Regions from separate parts of the Homo sapiens genome. Here region 2 is linked to region 1. Evidence: chromatin loops called from intact Hi-C (ENCODE). Cell type or tissue: heart right ventricle. All regions are shown on one strand. Links, peaks and the distances in the headings refer to the core of each region. The heading gives the core; the rest is flanking DNA. Region 1 overlaps GRAMD1C (GRAM domain containing 1C). Region 2 holds the start of DRD3 (dopamine receptor D3).

Evidence for each region. Hi-C counts contacts between places; a loop is a spot of excess contacts. Peaks named below come from ENCODE experiments on the same cell type or tissue, not always from the same donor. Only the 100,000 strongest peaks of a DNase experiment are listed, where the experiment ranks them.
Region 2: a loop joins it to region 1, with 3 times the contacts of the local background. A loop is called at or near these places in 2 of 110 quality-filtered maps.

What each region holds. Positions count from the first base shown.
Region 1 is chr3:113,843,577-113,846,397 of GRCh38, reverse strand. It overlaps GRAMD1C (GRAM domain containing 1C), which reads right to left. Exons shown (of 18, transcript NM_017577.5): 2 at 1,749-1,895. Among named protein-coding and RNA genes, the nearest start is that of GRAMD1C, 6.2 kb to the right of the region's middle. In heart right ventricle, for the core only: a CTCF peak has its summit at 1,588; no DNase peak of the experiment used is centred there.
Region 2 is chr3:114,178,060-114,180,880 of GRCh38, reverse strand. It overlaps DRD3 (dopamine receptor D3), which reads left to right and starts at 1,829. Exons shown (of 7, transcript NM_000796.6): 1 at 1,829-2,224. In heart right ventricle, for the core only: a CTCF peak has its summit at 1,029 (motif pointing right); no DNase peak of the experiment used is centred there.

The DNA of each region.
Region 1 (2,821 bases), core at 224-2,723:
ACAGTGGCTCATGCCTGTAATCCCAGCACTTTGGGAGGCCGAGGCGGGCGGATCACCTGAGGTCGGGAGTTCAAGACCAGCCTGGCCAACATGATGAAACCCCGTCTCTACTAAAAATACAAAATTAGCTGGGTGTGGTGACAGGTGCTTGTAATCCCAGCTACTTGGGAGGCTGAGGCTGGAGAAGCACTTGAACCCAGGAGGCAGAGGTTGCAATGACTGGAGATCATACCATTGTACTCTGGCCTGGGTGACAAGAGCGAAACTCTGCCTCAAAAAAAAAAAAATTAGTGCAGAAAGGTCATAATACTACAATATTGTCATAAACCTTTTCTAAATATGACCAAAAATAATATAGTCAATAGACATGACATTATTTTTAGGATGTATTGTTATTTTTGTATATTTCTTAGCAATTAAATATTTTCCTTAGAAAATATTTCAAAAAAACTTATAATGTCACGTTTCTTAATAGGAAATCAAACGTTTTAGTCACGTTAAGATTCAATAACTGTTAAGATTCCAATGAACTGAACTGCTAATTATGAACAGAATGATGGTACTTGTACTAATCTTTATAACCTGTTAATGAATCTTTTTTTAGCCTACTCTAAAATTACAAGAAAATCTGCTACCAAGGATACCTAATCCTCAAAAGATGAGATTTATTTTTATTTTTATTTTTATTTTTTTGAGACAGGGTCTCTCTCTGTTACCCAGGCTGGAGGGCAGTGGCACGATCATGGCTCAATGCAGCCTCAACTTCCCAGGCTCAGGTGATCCTCCCACCTCAGCCTCCTGAGTAGCTGGGATGTAGCCTGTAGGCATGTGCCACCACGCCTGGCTAATTTTTGTTTGTTTGTTTGTTTGTAGAGACTGGGTTTTGCCATGTTACCCAGGCTGGTCTCAAACTCCTGGGCTCAAGCAATCTGCCCACCTCAGCCTCCCAAAACGCTGGGATTACAGGCGTGAGCTATCGTGCCCAGCCAAGAGATCAGCTTTCTAATGAACTAATTGGAACTATACATGCCTTACCATCCTACATAATTTTCACTTATAGTTGTATCACACCAGATTCTATCAAATGGTTCATAACTCTCACAGGAATTGCTAGATTTAGAATGAGTCCTTTAATATAATAAATGTTAGCATTTGTAACATACAGAAGTGTTTTTCTTCCAAAAAGACTCTAAGATCTTAATGTGCCTAATCAACAAGCAGTAGTCTCATTTTCCAGTGGGGAAACCTGAAGCACATCCAGATTACACAACCGAATGAACACAATGGAAACAGAATATGTAGCTTCTAACTTTAAAACCATCTTATAGTCATTATACACTATAGGTTGAACACTGCTAAACTTCCTTTACGTACAGGAATGAATTTTTTAAATCAAAATTATATAAAATAGCTGGCTTCTCAGTAACATTCAGAAATATGGTTTCTATATAACATTAGTCTCTTGACAATACAGTGAGCTACAGTGTAAGTGGAATCCACTTCTGTGGTGTAGTTTTCACACAAGGAAACTGAAGCAGATTAATTCCATTTCATCGAACCAGACAACAGTGCATTCTAGTGGTCAAAGGAGAGAATAATCAGAAATGTCTTTGGGACTCTGGACTAAAATTGAAACATCTAAAATCTAGAAGCTAAGAAGGAAATTTTACAAATACTATATGACTCCTTGCAGATTTAAAGAAAATTTGTATTCAAGATTAAAATAAAGACGTAAAAAAAGAAATTACCCAAAAGCTCCAGTCACCACTCCAATTATGTAAATTTGGCCCCTGTTTTTTAACTACCACATTATTCTCTTCCACAGTTGGACTAGGATTTTCCTCTACATCTTCCTGTAAGTCGGTGGCAAGGCTTGAATCCCCTTCATTCATCACCTGGAAACAAATATCAAACTAAGTCAATTATTTATTGAGAAATGGCCATTTTAAAAAGAAAAAAGTTAATGTTCACAACATATACATTAATTTTAAAAGGGCAATATTTAAATGTTTAGAAGACAGTAATAAATACGTTTTTGCTTCAATAGTTCATCTAGTTATATATTTATTTTTATTTTTTTTAAATTCTTATTTTATTTTCTTTAGAGACAGGGTCTCACTCTTTCACCCAGACTGGAGTGTAATGGCCCCATCATAGCTCACTGCAGCCTTCAACTCCTGGGCCAAAGCAATCCTCCTACCTCAGCCTCCAGAAATGCTGGGATTATAGGCATGAGCCACCTCACCCAGCCAAGTTCATACATTTATACATGCAACAAAGATTTTCCAACTACTATTATTTGCTAGGTAGTTTGGTTGGCACTAGGGATGCAAAGATGAATAAAACAAAGTCCTCCATCTCCAGAAGTGCACAGTCTGCTAGAGGAACAATAAATAATAAAAATACAATTTAATGGGAGTGTCCGTTTGTACAACTATTTTGGAGAACAATTTGCAATGCCCAGTAGGAAAGAAGATAGACATATACTGCAATGCAGCAATTTAATATACACATAGAGTCAAGAATGTTTGTTAATACTATGAAAGTGGAAATAACCTCACCGTCCATCAATAGAGAAATTAGTAAATAAGCTCTGATTTATACAAACAATGGAGTTTAAACAAACAAATAAGATGTGCCAGCTGTGCGAGGTGGCTCACGCCTGTAATCCCAACACTTTGGGATCACTTGAGGCCAGGAGTTCAAGACCAGCCTGGCCGATATAATGAAACCCTGTCTCTGCTAAAAATACAAAAAATTAGCCAGGCATGGTGGCCTGTAGTCCCAGCTACTCGGAAGCTGAGGCAGAAGAATTGCTTGA
Region 2 (2,821 bases), core at 64-2,563, 330 kb before region 1:
ACTCCCTGCTTTTATATGTCAGACAAGCCAAGTTTTAGCAGTGCATATTCTCTTGGTCCCCTTATCCAAGGGAAGAAAAGCCTTGGAGTTCACATTCAACCCAGGAGTTCTAGTCTTAGGGCATGTTCAATATAGTTATGTCATATAACTAATACATTTATGCCCAATAAGTTATGGGCAACCTTGGATATGGAACCTAACCTCTCTAACCCTCTGTATTAGTTTGCTAGGGATGCCATAACAAAATTCCACAGGCTAGGTGAATTAAACAAGAGAAATTTATTTTTGCACAGTTTTGAAGGGTAGAAATCCAAAATCAACAGGGTGGCAGGTTTGGTTTCTCCTGCAAGACCCCTCTCCTTGGCTTGCAGACAGATGCCATCTTCCTGTGTCCTTTCCTCTGTGTGCACATTTCTGGTGCCTCTTCTTTTTCTTATAGGAAACCAGTCATATTGGATTAGGGCGTACCCTCCAGGCCCCATTTTAACTTAACTCACACTTCAAAGATCTTACATCCAAATACAGTCATGTTCTAAGGTTAGGGCTTCAACACTTGAATTTTGGAATGACACAATTTAGTCCATAACAGCCTCTATAAAGATGGCATCATGAAGACTGATGTAATATAATTTACAGAATGATTTCTAAATCATCTAAATGATTTCTAAATATAATTATATACAAATGTATTATTAATATTATTATTACTGTCATAATTATTATTCTCTCTGACATATTATCAGTCTTTTGGGAAGTTTAAATTTTCTTCTTTTGGAAGACTATACCATAGTGGTTAAGAGAATTAGGTTGTTTAGATCCAAATCTTGGGTCAGCCACTTGTTAGCTGTGTGACTTTCAGACATTATACTAACCTCCATAAGCTTTAATTTTCCTATCCATAAATTAAGGATGGTAAAAAATAGTACCTGCCTTGTAGGGTTGTTGAAAGGATTAAAAGGAGCAATGCATTAAAATGACTGGCTAAAAGTACATGCTCAATAAATGATGGTTGTTATCAATAGCAGTATTTAGACCTTGTTGATGCTGCTGCCTTCTTTCTCAGCCAGCAGAGGTCTCCATCATAGTCAAACAAGAGCTAGCTTCCCTATAACTGCACCGCAGTTGCCAAGCACATCCACTGTTGGCAGAGAAAACAGCCGAAGAATTACCACACTGACCAAACAGAGGAGAAAAAAAAGAGAGAGAGAACAGGAAATGGTTAGGATGCCACAGTAAAATGTAAGATGAACAGGTGACCATAAGTTAGGATTGTTTATGTTCTACTGCTGACTTTCACTGATATTGTCCTTGGTTGCATCTCACTTTAGCTTGTTCCAAACCAGTTTTAAAAAAGGTATCTATGTATATATCACAGAGAAGCAGTAAGAATGAATTGGCAAATATTTATGAAGTCCTCTGAAAACAAGAAGTGCTGCTAAGTAAACATTTAACATTTCTTACAGTATTAAGCTTATTTCATCCTTATTGCCAGTTATACGCCATGCCTCAGTTTTGCTACCTTTGTAATATGTTTCCTTTAACCTTCTTTTCCCAGACAGGCTTACACCTCCAAGTTCAATTATCCTGTCAATTGTGTTTTAAATTGTACTGATTTCCATTAACCAATTGTGGTATCAATTTGATGATCTGTTCCTTCTGAACTAATCATCTTTACACCCACCAAAATCTGGAAAGGCAATTAAACTGAGGAAGGTGAGAGTTATTCAAGAGAAATTAAAGCATAAAGGTAAAAACAGTGGAAAAACTAAGATTAAAAAGAGCACTGAGGAGAAAATATACATGTACTAAAAAGCACAGTATCCGAGCAGATAGAGAGACAAAGAGGAAAAGAGAGCGAGGTAGAAAACGGATACTGCCTATGCCTACTCCATCCCTCTTTCAGCACCAAGGACAGAACCTCTGAGCGGCTGACCCAAGCAACGCTCAGTTTAGGGTCCCTCCCAAATCCTCTAAAGAAAACGGATACATTCGAAAGCAGCTATGAAACATGCACTAAGGTCTAATAGGGAAGCTGGAAAAGCAGCACTCAAGTAATTTCACCTTAGAGGCAAAAATGGGTGATTTCTTTCTGTTCATTTCATAGTTTCTGAGTCCTGAGAAAGGCAAAGTTTGCTTTGCTTGGGTATGTCTGCTGTCAGTAAATGGCTGCAGGAGCCGAAGTGGTAAACTCCTCGGTCTCCAGAAATCAGAAGAAAATTTTAGGGTAAGTAATTTTTCTTTTCGTTTCTAATTTAGGACATAGTATTTTCCTCAAGGTTATTTAATCAGCTTGGGGTTCTGTGGATCTCTAAAAATATGCATTAAAACTCAATATCCACTCTTATTTAAAAACCAAAGCCCTGAGGAAATGGTTTTCTTTTTCTTCTAAGTGGTTGGACAGCAGAAACCTTTTATATTCCTTTTTCTTTTATTTTTTCCCCCAAAATTGTATCCTTGTGGGCTCTAGAAGCTATATCAAGGAAGAATTAAAAGATAGAAAACAAAAAGCTGTTATTATTTCTAGGATTTGTATGGAAGTTGATTGTATTCCTCTTAAGGATTTTACTTAATTGTAAGGGTCTGTTATTTTAAACTCCTCAATTCAGCACCCTGGCAATTCAGAGCTGAAGGTTTGGAGAGGCACTATTTTCAATGGTCTATTTAAAGTCAGGCTGTTTCTAAGTCAGAATCCAATTATTCCCAGCAGAGATATGTAGTACTTGAGATGATGATTGTGTATGTTTCCTTTGATGATGGTATATGATTTTTAGGGTATTGTTATTTAATTGTGAGACTTCCATTACTTGCTGTAGCTTACTGG